2 separate regions of the Homo sapiens genome follow, and region 2 is linked to region 1. Evidence: chromatin loops called from intact Hi-C (ENCODE). Cell type or tissue: GM12878. All regions are shown on one strand.

Region 1 (8,000 bases):
ACTTACTTGCCTTTTATATACTTTTTTTAAGGTAGCATAGTGAAATAGGAAAAGCCAAGGTTGTAAAAAATAGACCTAGCTCCAAATCCTGGCATTGGCAATTAGGAACTTTGTGAACTGGGCAAATTACTTAACATCGTTGAGCTCTGGTTTCTTCAAGTGTGCAATGCACCAATAACACCAGCCTTGCAAGATTCTTATATGGATTAAATTAAATTAAATATTTAAAGCATTTGGTATTTTGTAGGCATTTATTAAATGTTGTTTATCATCGTTATACCTTCTATTATCTCTTTCTAAATTTCTATTTCCTCCAATAGTATGCTCCTCTGTGAAATTGTGTGATTATGTCAGGTTCTAAACAATTTGATAAAAGCTTATAAGAGTTAATGAGCTCAGTGAGCTCATTTTTTTTTTTTTTTTTTTTTTTTGAGACAGAGTCTTGCTCCGTTACCTAGGGTGGAGTGCAGTGGCGCTATCTCTTCTCACTGCAACTTCCATCTCCTGGGTTCAAGCTATCCTCCTGCCTCAGCCTTCCAAGTAGCTGGGAATCACAGGCGCCCACCACCACGGCCGGCGAATTTTTGTATTTTTAATAGAGATGGGGTTTCGCCATATTAGTCAGGCTGGTCTCAAACTTCTGACCTCAGGGGATCCACCCACCTTGGCCTCCCAAAGTGTTGGGATTACAGGCGTGAGCCACCGCATCCAGCCTCATTTTTCTTTCAATCATGGAATGCTGAAAGGATTCCCCCTCCATGAAGAATTTCCTATTTTTCTATGGGAAATTCTCCCCATGAGCTATTCTAGCACTTTGCTTTCATATCTGTTTTATTAATAATTTAAGTATACATTGTGTTATAGTCTGTGGATTACATGACTGTCTCTGATATATTAGAAGTTCCTTGAGGAAGGCCCAAATTTATTTTTGCCATAGACAATAACACCATGTTTGGGGTCCCCAATATATATATTGACTTGGATAAAGAATGCAATAAGGTACTCTCAAGGACTTGGAAAAGGAAAGAAAATTCATTGTAATTCACTCTCCAGTTTTGCTCTGCAATGGCACGTAGCTCATTTGGAGAATTGACCCAAAGATACATTATTCATTGTGCATTCAAGAAAGAGAAAATAATTCCTATCCTTCTTTTTACATCAGGAGGCACTTAAAAGAAATTATCTGAATTATGGTACTTGCCCACCTCCCTAAGGATGCCAGAGGGAATGCGCTTTCCAATTCCTCCTTTTCCACCCTAAATGCCACCTTCAGTGTCACCAAGAAAAAAGAAAAGCCAACCAGGGGTTCTACATCTAATTATACTTTTTACTAGATTCATACACGGTCTTTGAAGGGATGGCAAGGAAAAGCAATGGATGTCACAAACTATGATGAAGATATGATATGGTCAGAATTTATTATTCCTGAGACCTTTTTAAAAGACAATGTGACACTGTAGCAATACTCTTTGTAGGGGAAGAAAATGATTGCAGTTTTTGCTTCTGGTAGAACTGAGAATCAAGGCTCTCTTACTATTAATTTTTCCTTATCTCCTTCCTTATAGGTATAGGATCAGACTCTAGGTATAGCAAGCTTCTAACATTGTGGGAGCTTTGGGCAACTAGTTCATTCATTTGACACACCTTTAACCAACAAATAGGGTCCTCATAGCAGAGTTCCTAACAGCACCAGCCCTCGTGCCCTGGCCTCTGGTCTAAGTTTTGCCTCCGCCACTTACTAGCTGGATTACCTGGGGGAAAATTTTCTCACTTGTGCCTAGTTTTCTCATTTGTAGAATGAGTCAGAAAGTTGACAGAACACACTTCACAGGGTTGTTGTGAGGATTGAGTGTGTTATGAGAGGCAAAGGATATTGATCAATGTCCTGGCACATAGCAAACACAACACATTTAGCTAAAAAGCAATACAAAAAACTCATTTGCAGCTACCTCCTATGTGCTAGATACATATAGCTATGTGATGGGCATTACATGAATGGGATGGTTGCTGCTCTTGAAGAAGACGTATTCTAGCAGGAAGAACAATATGTAGCAAACAATTATGATGTAGTATGGCGTGTATTTACAGAGTGTTGAACAATCATTTTTGGGGGGATAAAAGTTTGGGGCAGCGAGGGTGATAAATGTGATGGGTGTCTAAAGAGTGGTCAGTGTTTTCCATGCACTGAATGGGGCAGAGGACAAGCCTGGATGGATGAAGGGATGAAGCATATTCTGAAATTCCGTCAGAGCAGCTGCTGTAACACGGCTTGAGTGGAGAAGGTATATGGCTAGGGCGGCAGTGGAGGATGAGGCTGGAAAGGTTGGGAGGGGGATAGACAGTGAGGCCCATGTATGTCATGCGAGAGTTTATTCTTCTTTTTTTTTTTTTTTTTTTTTTTTTTTTTTTTTTCTGAGACGGAGTCTGGCTCTGTCGCCCAGGCTGGAGTGCAGTGGCGGGATCTCGGCTCCCTGCAAGCTCCGCCTCCCGGGTTCACGCCATTCTCCTGCCTCAGCCTCCCAAGTAGCTGGGACTACAGGCGCCCGCCACCACGCCCGGCTAATTTTTTGTATTTTTTAGTAGAGACGGGGTTTCACCGTTTTAGCCAGGATGGTCTCGATCTCCTGACCTCGTGATCCGCCCGCCTCGGCCTCCCAAAGTGCTGGGATCACAGGCGTGAGCCACCGCGCCCGGCCGAGAGTTTATTCTTTATTCCAAAAGTGACGGACTTCCCCAAGAGGCTTCAAAGCTGGGGGGGGTGTTACGATCATATAATTGAGCACTCAGTGCTTATTACATTCATGTTGCATTTAAGCACTCAGGGAGAAATCATAACTAAATGTTATAACTAACACAAACATGGTGAGTTTGCAATCAAATTCCCTTTGCACTAATGAGAACTACTCTGTTGCCTTGTGCCTGTCTCTTTAACTCCCTGAATTTCATTTTCATCAAGGTTGTTAGGAGGTTTGAATGAGATAATATACGTATAGCACTTTGAGAAAGGTAAAAGAACATGGAAACATGCTGTCGTTATTGGTAAGTCCGCTTTAAAGACTGGAGAAACAAAGAAGGCATCAATTGAATTGAATTGAATGGCACGGCCTCTCCTACCGGTCTACCCATAGAGGGCAGCATCCTTCAAAGGACTGATGGGGCCAGGGCTGCACACCTGCCAGCAGAAGAGAAAATGAGGGCAGCTGGGGAGGCAAGATTTTTTCTCACATGAGTTTCTTCGTCTTAAGTTGGAGATGACACCTACCTTGTAGATGCTGCGACTGGGATTGGAGGTGATCTATATGGGAGGCAGTATACGACAATGGTGAAGGGAGTCTTTAGAGTCAAACACATAGGTTTGACCCCTAACTTATTCATCGAATGTCCTTGAGCAGGTTAGCTCATTTAAGTCTCAATTGGCTTATCTGTAAAATGGAGAAAATAATAAGGCCTATTTTATAGAACTGTTGTCAAGATTAAATGTGATAACAAAGTGAAGTGTTTAGCGTAGTGCCTAGTTCACAATAACTATCCACTACATTTATTTGCCATCTCTATGTAGAAAATTTAAAAACCATGATTAAAATTGCTTTCTAATTAGATACTACCATCCTCAGCTAGTAAAAGGCTTACTTGGATTTTAAACTAAAATATATGCAGCTTCAAAGCTTCCATTTTTTCCCCTATATCATGCTGCCGGTCCTGATATGTCATAGATCCCAACACAAAAGCTCAGCTCTGGTATAAAAATGAGGAATTGAAAGTGAGTACAGATGATATTTCTAGATTGTCAAGTTTTGCAAAATGTGTAAAAGAAAACAAGCAGTATCAAGACCTGAAGGTGAGTTGCATATTTAAGATTCTTTCTTTTTAATAATCTAAGCTGTTATTAGCAGTGGATGAGAAAACATTAATTTAAAAAATCTGTATATGATTTCTTTCCTTGATGCATTTTTTACTCCTAATGCAATGTACATAGTATAAATAAGTAATGTAATCAAGTTTATCTTTGGAAGAAAAAGTTAATAATCCTACTAGAGAGTTGGAAATAAATGATGCTCTTATTGCATTTATTACAAATCACACAAAGCAAATCACCCCAACCTGAAACTGTGTATTGCTGGAATATGTTGAATCCCTTTGTCACCCTCCTTACGTTCCCAGTTGCCTCTGGATCCAGGCAGAGAAACTGCATGGAACCGTTCAAGGGCCAGCAGGAACCCCTATGTCCACCTTGTGACTTCCAAAGACACCAGGCCCCAGGCATTCGTGGACTTGCATTTAGGGAGGTGGAGATCTCAGGAGGCTGTGCTCAGCATTCAGGGGCCAGAATGGACTGTACTACTCAGAATAGTGACAACAAATGCTTGACAAACAGATCCACATAAAGTGATGATAAAAGGAAGCACACTGGGTTTGTGAGACTTCAAAGTGAGTGAACTGTATGTGAGAAAGGGGAACAGAGACAGTCAGACACCAAGCAGATAGTGGACAGAAATACATTACAGGAATGAGCAGAGAGGAAAGGAGGCAAGGTGGATCCCCGGGGTGGGGGTGGGGAGGGGCCTCACCTGGGTCCTGCTGTTTGGAGAGTTTCTGTAGGTCATGATCAGATTCATGTGAAATGTAGCATAGGGAACTCTGATGACACATTCACAGTCTTTACTCCCTGGACATGTTATCATATTATATGCCTCTTGCTTTCCACATGATGGCTCTAAGATTGATAATCTAGGGAACCTGGAGGGCCCCTTTATCTCTGAGGTCAGTGTCCAAGTGGCTTGTCACCACTTCTCATTCTGAATGAAGGCTAAGCTCTTCCCATGGGCTTCCCGTGGGCTCTGAGTTTCTTTTCCTCCTGTCTTCTCTTTTCACTCATTATCTTGCCTTCCTGTGTACGTTCAATATCTGCTACTCTATTGGTATTTTCTCCTTAGCCTTTAAACACAAGCAAGTCTCTCCAACAAAAACAAGACAAACAAAACCAAAACACCTTCCTTGAAGTCCACCCCACACACTCCTACACACTCCCTTTCTGAGAAGTCTTCTGAGACACACACTTCCCTGTCCCCTGGAGACCTCCCTTGCCTCCAGTGGAGGTAATGGCCTCTGCCTGTGTCCCTCAGCACTCTGTGCATGTGTTCTTCTACCACAGCACTTTCACATGCCATCATCATGGGTTGTCTTCTTCCCTCTCCCTCAGTGGCCCATGTGTGACTTCAGGAATGGGGATCTATCTTTCTTCTCTATTCCTGTTGCTAGCTCACTGGAGCTAGGAACAAGTTTAATGTGCTAAAAGTTTTGTTGCACCCTGTTGTATTAGTCAGGATTTTCAAGAGAAATGGAACCAACAGAAGATAGATGATGATTGACAAGGGGAGGGGGAAAGAGATTTAGTATGAGAAAATGGATCACATGATTATGGAAGCTTAGCAGTCCCAAGATCTGCAGTTGGCAAGCTGGAGATCCAGGAGAAATGATATATAGTTCTGGTCCAAGTCCAATTTCAAAGGTGGAAGAAGACCAACGTCCTCCGTCCAAAGACAGTCAGGCAGAGACAGAATTCTTTTCTACTCAGCTTTTGTTCCATTCAGGCCTTCAACGGATGGGATGAGATCCATCCAAATTGGGGAGGGCAATCTGTTTTTTCAGCCTATTGATTCAAATGTTAATCTCATGCAGAAACGGCATCATGGACACACTCAGAATAAAGTTTAGCCAAATATCTGGGCACCACATGGCCCAGTCAAGTGGATACATAAGGTTAACCATCATGCTTGTACATCATATTTTTTGATTTTCATTGCAGTTTCTATCTCTTTTGGCAACATGTTAGCTCCATAGCCTTCAGAGGTCCCTCCCTTATCCAATTTCCTTCAATCCTTAATGCCTACACTATATAATATATATAGTACATATATATAGTATAATATATAGTATATATATAGTAAAATATATAGTATATATACTATATATAATATATATAGTATATACTATATATTATATACTATATATACTATATATGGTATATACTATATATAGTATATACCATATATAGTATATATAGTATATACCATATATAGTATATAATATATAGTATATAATACTATGTATAGTATATATAGTATATATATTATATATTATATACTTATATAATAATATTTAATATTATATTTATTATATATAATTAAATATACAATAATTATATATTATAAATATATGTAATATTTGTTATATATATTTATATTATAATTATAAATATATACTATATTATATATAGTATATATAGTATATATTATATATAGTATAAATAGTATTATATATTATATATATATAATACTATATACTATATACTATATATACAATAAATAATATATATACACTATATATACACTATATATATACACTATATATACTATATATACACCATATATAGTATATAATATATATAGTGTATATATATTATATAGTATATATATATAAAGTATATATAGTATATAGTATATATATATATATAAAATATATAGTGTAATTATAGCTCTCTTCTATTGTTCTGTGGTCCATGACCAAGCATAATACTTTTCAAAAATTGTAAGTTCATGCAAGGCAGCAGCCAGGCTGGGGGAGGGACGCCTGCCATTGCTGAGGCTTGCTTGAGTAGGTAAACAAAGCGGCCTGGAAGCTTGAACTGGGTGGAGCCCACTGCAGCTCAAGGAGGCCTGCTTGCCTCTGTAGACTCCACCTCTGGGGGCAGGGCATAGCCAAACAAAAGGCAGCAGAAACCTCTGCAGACTTAAATGTCCCTGTCTGACAGCTTTGAAGAGCATAGTGGTCCTCCCAGCACAGAGTTTGAGATCTGAGAATGGACAGATTGCCTCCTCAAGTGGGTCCCTGACCCCCGAGTAGCCTAACTGGGAGGCACCCCCTAGTAGGGTCAGACTGACACCTCACACAGAGGGGTACCCCTCTGAGACAAAACTTCCAGAGGAACAATCAGGCAGCAACATTTGCTGTTCAGCAATGTTCGCTGTTCTGCAGCCTCCGCTGCTGATACCCAGGCAAAAAGTGTCTGGAATGGACCTCCAGCAAACTCCAACAAACCTGCAGCTGAGGGTCCTGACTGTTAGAAGGAAAACTAACAAACAAAAAGGACATCCACACCAAAACCCCATCTGTACGTCACCATCATCAAAGACCAATGGTAGATAAAACCACAAAGATGGGGAAAAAACAGAGCAGAAAAGCTGAAAATTCTAAAAATCAGAGTGCCTGTCTTCCTCCAAAGGAACGCAGCTCCTCAGCAGCGATGGAACAAAGCTGGACGGAGAATGACTTTGACGAACTGAGAGAAGAAGGCTTCAGGCAATCAAACTTCTCCTAGCTAAAGGAGGAAGTTTGAACCCATCGCAAAGAAGTTAAAAACCTTGAAAAAAGATTAGATGAATGGCTAACTAGAATAACCAATGTAGAGAAGTCCTTAAATGACCTGATGGAGCTGAAAACCGTAGCACGAGAACTACATGATGAATGCACAAGATTCAGTAGCTGATGCGATCACCTGGAAGAAAGGGTATCAGTGATTGAAGATCAAATGAATGAAATGAAGCGAGAAGAGAAGTTTAGAGAAAAAAGAATAAAAAGAAATGAACAAAGCCTCCAAGAAATATAGGACTATGTGAAAAGACCAAATCTACGTCTGATTGGTGTACCTGAAAGTGACGGGGAGAATGGAACCAAGTTGGAAAACACTCTGCAGGATATTATCCAGGAGAACTTCCCCAACCTAGCAAGGCAGGCCAACATTTAAATTCAGGAAATACAGAGAATGACACAAAGATACTCCTCGAGAAGAGCAACTCCAAGACACGTAATTGTCAGATTCACCAAAGTTGAAATGAAGGAAAAAATGTTAAAGGCAGCCAGAGAAAAAGGTCGGGTTACCCACAAAGGGAATTCCGCCCATCAGACTAACAGCTGATCTCTCGGCAGAAACTCTACAAGCC
Region 2 (8,000 bases), 210 kb after region 1:
GATAAATCTTTTTGGTTTTTCTTTCACATTTGCCAAAATTTCTGATTTTTTACTTACAGTCATTTGGTGCATCATGAAACATATCAACAAACTTCAGTATTTTGGAGGTAGGGTGGAATATAAATGTTCAAAAATGTATTAGAATCATTACATAAAAATGTTCTTTTAAAATAAGCATAGTTTGGTTGGTAGTAAAAATCAGTGTGTGATACAGCAACAGCAGCTACTATCAATTGAACATTTATGTGTCAAGTCCTGTGCTCGGCATTTTCTCTGCATTATTTTATTCAATCCTGACAAAAAATCTTGTATATATTTACCCCATTTCTCAGATGAGAAAAAGTGCTTGAGAGATATGAAATGACCTTGTCAGCATCACCCACCTAGAAAAGGCCAAGCTGGGATTCAAACTCAAGCTGTTTTATTCCAAATGTCACACCAATTTTTACTCCACTACTTCCATGAGCTTTTTGTGCTTCCCGGCTATTCTACCCTTTTGAGTTGAATTTTGGATATCTATTAATGAGTAGTCAAGCCTATTTTCTTCTCTGCCTATTTGTTCAAACTGTCTGTGGTGTGTGTTGTGGAGAGGGGGGATGGTAGCATAGCTTTATAATTCAATTTTTTAAAATTCAAGGAAGTTAAAAATAATTTTGAGGCCGGGCACGGTGGCTCACGCCTGTAATCCCAGCAATTTGGGAGGCCGAGGCGGGCGGATCATGAGGTCAGGAGATCGAGACCATCCTGACTAACACAGTGAAACCCCCTCTCTACTAAAAATACAAAAAAAAATTAGCTGGGCGTGGTGGCGGGCGCCTGTAGTCCCAGCTAATCGGGAGGCTGAGGCAGGAGAATGGCATGAACCCAGGAGGTGTAGCTTGAAGTGAGCCTAGATCGCGCCACTGCACTCTAGCCTGGAAGACAGAGCAAGACTCCATCTCAAAAAAAAAATTAATAATAATAACAATTTTGAAAATTTGGGCCATGTCATAAAACTACATAGACCATAATGTTATGTTGGGTTTTCATGGAGAAATGTTCTTATGTATGAAGTTCTAGAAACACAAGAGCAGACCTTGGCAGAGATGTTTCTTGGTTAAGGCTGATTGAAACCACATGGAATGGGGGTTGATCAAATTTTAATAGGACTTTGGGTGGTTCATCAGTAGGGTGATGGTTTTCTCCAGTATGCCCGGGAACAACACAGGTTATACTGTTGTCCCTACTTAAGTATAAATAATGCCTCCTTCTCAAAAATGCTTTGGTCTGTGCTGTGATGTGAATGTCTCTGTCCCAAAATTCATATGTTGACATTTTAACCCTGAAGGTGACAATATTAGGAGGTAGAGTCTTTGGGAGGTGACTAGGTCATGAAGGCAGAGACCTTGTGATTGGGATTAGTGTCCTTATAAAAGACAGTGAACTAGCCCTTCTACAGTGTAAGGTGACAGTGAGAAGATGGTCTTATAACGAAGTGGGTCCTCTGTAGACGTTGAATCTGCAAGGGCCTTGATCTTGGACATTTCAGCCTCCAGAAGAGTGAGAAATAAATTTCTAAAGTGTATAAGCCACCCAGCATTCCATTATAGTTCCTCAAAAAGACTTAAGACAGTTTGGTAATTTTTATCGGCATCCTTTCCATGAGCAACTCCTCCCTGGATAAACAAAGATCATCATTCTTTGGGATCTGGCCCCCAAATGTAGCATGTGGACTTTGCATTTCATTGGAAATCAAAGTCTTGTGCAGACAACAGGAGGAATCTGCAGGGTTGTCAGCTGCTCGCACCTCTGATTGAGTTTGGGAAAACAGATCAGTTCAAAATCACTAGCATCTCAGCGAAAACTGCAGGATGATCAATTCCAAACATCACATATCTCAGCGAGCAGACGTTATCTACACATTTGTTTCTCCACATCCTCTTCTCCACATGTTCCCGTCTCCTCACTCAAATAGCTATTAACAATAACTCCAAGAAGCAGTGGGAACTAATGACAAGTTTCATCCCCTCAGTTTAATAACGCAGTCCTAATTCTCATGTATTCATTATCCCCCGGCACCAAACCATTTCCATTTGCACACCAAAGCAATCCTACATATCTTTAGTGTTAATGTCAGCTTGATCTGCACTGATCACTTTCATTAAGAATACACATTTACTGAGTAATGTGATCCAAAAACAGACGCTTCTCAAATAAACCACTCATTGTATTGACAAAAATACACCAGCATGAAGGTCAAAAGGCCTCGAGTTTTTTGTTTATCAAAGGGAAAAAATAAATAATGACTAGTTCGTTAATTGTATTATTCATTCAACAAACCGACTGGCTATGAGATGGGCACTGTGATAATTGATAGGACCCAAAGATGAATAATAAAACAGGACAGACTCCTAAGGAGGCAACTGTCCGATGGGAATGAGTGTCAGAACCCCATATTTGGAAAGCTGGGAATCCAGGGCATTGAGCCCTGGTTGGGGTCCCAGAGGGCCTGGTCTGTACTATGGAAGGGTCCGCATTCACCCACTGAGCATAGAAGAGAAGCAGATCTGAGAGACAAAGAGGGCAGAGTTAAGAGCTGAGTGGACAGTTCAACTAAAGCAATCATCAAAAGGCACTTGATTACTTCCCCAGGGCTGCTGTAATAAAGTACCGCTGAGAAAGTGGCTTAAACAACAGAAATGTATTGTCTCACAGTTCTGGAATGCTGCAGTCTGGAATCAACGTGTCGTTGGGTTGGTTCCTTCTGAGGGCGTTCAGGGAGAATGTGGTCCAGGTCTCTCCCCTGGCTTCTGGGGGTGTGCTGGCAATCACTGGAGCTCTTGTCTTGTGGAAGAATCATCCTGATCTCTGCCTTTGTCTTCATATGATGACCTCCCTGTGTGTATATCTTTGTGTCCAAATATCTCCTTTTCATAAGGACACCAGTCATATTAGATTACGACCCACCCTAATGACCTTATTTTAATTTAACTAGTTACGTCTGCAATGACTCTATTTCCAAATAAAGTTACATTCTAAGGATTTCAAAATACAAATGTTTGAAGGACACAATTCATAATGGAGCTGGACAAAGAGGCAGAAATATGGTAGCTAATAGGGCAGAAATTGGAGATACCAAGGTAAATCAGGAGGCAGGGCTTGGGCAGGGTCCCCAAGGTACTGGCATGCAGAGTTCTTGTTTGTTTTTTAAATGGACTTGTAGGGTGCACATGTGGAGAGAGGGCTGCTATGGTAAGGAGTCCATTCCAGGAGAGAGATGGATACAGTATTGGGTGTTAAAACAGAAGAGCTAATCTGGGCAGGTGAATGGGCAGGCTTTACACTTGTTTATACCACTTCATTTCTCCTTTTTCCTTTGACACCCCAAAGCTCTGACAATGAAAAAGCATAGTTATCTTCTCTTATTCAACCATCCCCAAGATCCTACATTTTAGAAGCTGCTTTTGGTAATGAAATTTACAATTATTTCAAACACTTTAGGAAACCATTTGCTTTTACTAGTCAGTGTGAAGGGGAGAGTAAATGATATTCAAACATTTATTGCCTACTACGTGAAGGGTATTTCTTTTGTTTTGTTTTGTTTTTCTTTCTTATTTAACCTCATTCAAGTTTCATATGACAGATACTTCTTTTCCTAAAATTTTGTAGTATTTCATCTCCTACATGTTTTAAAGGAAAATGCTTTGTCCTAATATTCTCTAGTATTGGTACATCAGCATGCCCTTTTAATCTTATCTTCAGAGTTTTTCTCAAATCAGCCCACTTTGTTCCAACTTCATTGCCATCGCCATAATAGAGGCCAGTGGTTCTCAGGGTGTGGCCTCCAGATCAGAGGCATCAGCACCACCTGGGAACTTGTTAGACACAAAGATTCTCTGCCCACCCCATGCGCCCATTGCACCTGCATATTCACAAGACCTACAGAATCAAAAACTCTAGGGGTGGGGTCTAGAAATCTGTGTTTTAAGAGCCCTCCAGGTGATTCTGATCAATATTATTTATCACCCGGTCTAATGTATTGGCCTCCTAACTGGTATCCATACTTATACGCTTGTCTGATCTCCATAGAGGAGCCAGAGTGACTCCCTCAAAATTTCAACAAAATCATCTCATCATTAAGATTTGTTTAAAATTTTAAAGCAAAGGCTTTCTACTGCACTTGCGATAGAAATAAATTCTCACCATAACTTACAAGCCCTCTTTCTCTTCCATCTTCCCCTTGCTCACCACACTCCTGGGATACTGGTATTGGAACTGATGGAACATGCTAAGTCAGCTTTGTTTGCTTCTGTACCCTGAACACCTGGTTCATAAGAGACATTTACTATTTACTGCATAAATCATTTAATTGGTAAAGATGTCCATATCTATCCTATCCACTGTGTTTATAATTTTGTTAAGTTCAAATTTGTTCTTTCTTAGGTATTATCTGTTTATATTCTAACAAGTCCTGTACTTCTCTGTTCTTGTCAGATGCCCCCTAATCTTTATCCTTTGGATTATTTTAATTAGCTATTAATAAAGTTTACAAAATATTAACAAAGTACATACTGGTACTATAAAACATGGGCTCATTTCCAGAAGCTCACATGCGAGTAGAGAAGCAGACATGCAAACACCTGTTTTAAAAAACGTACGTCAAATGCATAATGCAGTTTTGAACCATGAAGATAATATTTAAGCTGAGTCTGAAAGGAAAAGAAGAAACTCTCCAAGTAGGGAATTGCATGAGGATATTACTGGTAGAGGAACAGCATATGCAAAGACACTGAGCTATGAAGAAAACAAAGACGGCAAGTTCAGCATGGTTTGGTCTTAGGAAAGAGAAGCCACTCATGAGGCTGAGGACTGACAGTAGACCATATATATAGTAACAACCCTATAAGCATAAGGTGGGGGCAGAGTGTTGGATTTTACTCTGTAGATAATAAGAAGCAATCAGAGCTTTTGAATCCTGCAAGGGGGAGGGCCATATTTGAGTTTAGGGTCCCTCTGGTGGTAATGTGGTGGATGGACTAGAGAGGAAGGAGAGTGGCATGAAGCCCATTCAGGAGGCTGTAATTCCTGAACCTACTCTATTTCTTTCCTTTTTCACTTACGTGAAGGACACCCTGGGCCAGTCCTTTGTCACTTTATGCAAGGCGATGCACAACAGTGACTTCCTGTCTCCTTCAGGTGCTCTGCGTGCACTTCAGTCTTACTACTTTTGGAACCATGTGGGCTCTGTGTTAGCCAACATTTCCTTGAGCCCATTGTGCACCCTGTTACCCAGTGAATCTCCTCTGGAGTCACTTTCTCCCTGCCATCTTTCAACTTCCACATTTACAGTAGCCTCATTGACTACAGAATCACATATTCACTACTTCTGCTTTTCAAGACTCTAGTCAGCCTGTTTCTCCGTGCCTATTTCCTGGTATTAGTGAAACCCCAACCTTTTATACCTAGAAAGGACATTGATGAGTATCTATTTTGTAGATATGGAAATTAGTACTTAAGTAAATGAAAGACTTATCCAAAGTTACATACCAGGTTAGTATCAGAGGCAAAACTAGACTCTTTCTATCACAAATTCTTTCCTAAAGGATAATCTTCTAGATACGTGCACATGTGTGGTAAATAATGAAAATCATGATAGTGGTAACCTTGTAGCACTATGCATGGTGACTTATACTTTACAAAGTGATTATTATATTCATTGTTAATTATATTAAACTACATAACCTAAGTATCATAATCATTCCCTATTTACTGGCCAATACAGTCAATTTAGAGAGACTGAATGACTTCCTGAGATTTCTACAGTTTGTGCTGGCTGAGAAAATCCCCAAATCCAAGTAAACTCTGACTCCTAATCCTATGCCTTTTGAATCACACTCTGCAGCCTTGAGTGCATCCTGTGTTATAAATAAGCCTTCATATCTTCCCTTGAGCCCATGACTTTTTGGTATCCTGGGTTTTGTACACCTAAACACTAAGGGATAAGGATTTGTAAGTATCCATTTACTGGTTTACTCAGCACATTGACTTAAGTAGATGAGCAACATCTTGATTAAAAAGAATTGGAAATCAGAGGCTTTTGAATACGTAAGAATTTGATAAATTATAATGAGCCCGTAAAATAAGCAGAAGGGAATAAGAATGAGAAAAATAAAATTAAGATGGAATTCCAAAATATTAGGTAAGGGGAAGTTGCATAAATGCAGTGAAAATTGCAGAGAACATGACCAGAGCCCACAATGCAACCAAAACACAGCCACCATGAAAACCAAGGCACAATGATGCCTGTGTTTAAGCAGATCTAACAGAGATGCATGTACACCATTACCATCTCCCAAACCCAGGCAAGAGAAAGCATTCCTCAGAACTTCAACATGGCTTTATATTTGAAATTCATTATACCATTGAAAAGTGTGTTACTTCGCTGCACCAAAGTCTCTATTTTTGCTAATGACAAATGTACTAATAATAGCAACTGCTATTTGTTGACTGCTTACTGCAGAGGAGCAGGAACTGTGTAGTGTACTTTGCGCACATTAACTCACTGGTACCCGCAATTATTAGTAGTGTTCCCATTTCTTAGGTGAAGAAGTTGAAGCTCAGAGAGGGTAAGCAACTTAAGTTAATAGGTCACACAGTTGATAGGTGATAAGGTCAGGATTTGAACCTGGGACTGTCTGAATCTATAGCCTACACTTTTAGCAACTAAAACCTTTTTTGGGAAGTAGATTTGCATAGGAATTGTTATGCATTTTCCTTGTAAATCAACCCTCTTTCACAAGCATTCTCTCCAAAATGACAGCAGGTAAAGAACACAGTCTGATTCCCACCTACATTCAACAAATAACTGTGTGTAAAAGTAGGCGGCCTTAAAGTAAAGGTGTTATGTTGTGATTTTTTTTTTTTTTTTTTTTTGAGATGGAGTCCTGCTTCTTCACCTAGGCTGGAATGCAATGGCACAATCTCAGCTCACTGCAACCTCTACTTCCCGGTTCAAGCAATTCTCCTGCCTCAGCCTCCTCAGTAGCTGGGATTACAGGCACGTGCCACCATGCCCAGCTAATTTTTGTATTTTTAGTTCATGGCCATGTTGGCCAGGCTGGTCTCAAACTCCTGACCTCAAGTGATCTGCCCGCCTCAACCTCCCAAAGTGTTGGGATTACAGGCGTGAGCCACTGTGCTCAGCCGTGATTTTTTTGTATTATTGTTGTGTATATTTGCTTAAATTACTGTTTTTGTGTGCATATTTTGTGTAGCAAAATTATCATCAGGGTGATGTATTTTATAATAAATATTAACATTATATTAAAATCTAAACTTGATTTCTAAAATTATACAAGTAGATGTATTTGTTTTTCATCATGTCTCACAATAGTGCCAGAATTTGGGGTGCATATTTAGCTTGACCCATGCATGTGGTCTGGCATCATTTCCTATTATTGAGGATGCTTGCTTTGTGAAATAAATGAATGTCACAGGGAAAATGAGAATGATGACATGGGTTATTGATTTCTAAAAGTATCTAAGATGATTTGCAATAAATCATGAATTATATTTTATTCTTCCATTTTAATATTTTAATCATAACTCTTTAATCGTAAGGTGGTACATCTTGCCCAACAATTCCATAACCTTAATTCATTAGAGTGCCCTTCAAGATAGCAGTCAGACAAAATAGTAATTCCCCTCTTAGGAATTGGACCGACTAAAGCACTTATGAATTCGCTAAGAAAACGGAGAAGATTTCAGAAAGCAGCTTTCTATAATTAGTAAATCCCACCACTGAGACCAGTGCCAGCAACCCCATGATCCAGTTCAGAAGTCAGCAAACTGTGGCCCCTGGGCCAAATGGCCCACCACCTGTTTTTGTATATCTTGCAAGCCAATGATGGTATTTACATTTTTAAATGTTTTTTTAAAAATCTGAAGAAGAGGAGTATTGTGTGATGTGTGGAAATTGTATGAAATTCAAGTTTCAGCGCCCATAAAGAAAGTTTTCTTGG

What was found. Peaks named below come from ENCODE experiments on the same cell type or tissue, not always from the same donor. Only the 100,000 strongest peaks of a DNase experiment are listed, where the experiment ranks them.
Region 2: it touches region 1 in a loop (9-fold over the local background); 3 of 110 quality-filtered maps call a loop at or near these places.

Annotation. Positions count from the first base shown.
Region 1 is chr9:1,935,402-1,943,401 of GRCh38, reverse strand. All of the region lies in intron 2 of LOC105375951 (a long non-coding RNA gene), which reads right to left. Among named protein-coding and RNA genes, the nearest start is that of SMARCA2, 76 kb to the left of the region's middle. In GM12878, CTCF peaks have their summits at 1,211 and 3,119 (motif pointing right); DNase peaks (open chromatin) are centred at 3,181, 4,491, 4,911, 5,169 and 1 weaker place; H3K4me3 peaks cover 2,413 bases; H3K27ac peaks cover 3,042 bases.
Region 2 is chr9:1,724,555-1,732,554 of GRCh38, reverse strand. All of the region lies in intron 2 of LOC105375951 (a long non-coding RNA gene), which reads right to left. Among named protein-coding and RNA genes, the nearest start is that of SMARCA2, 290 kb to the left of the region's middle. In GM12878, a CTCF peak has its summit at 4,994 (motif pointing left); no DNase peak of the experiment used is centred here.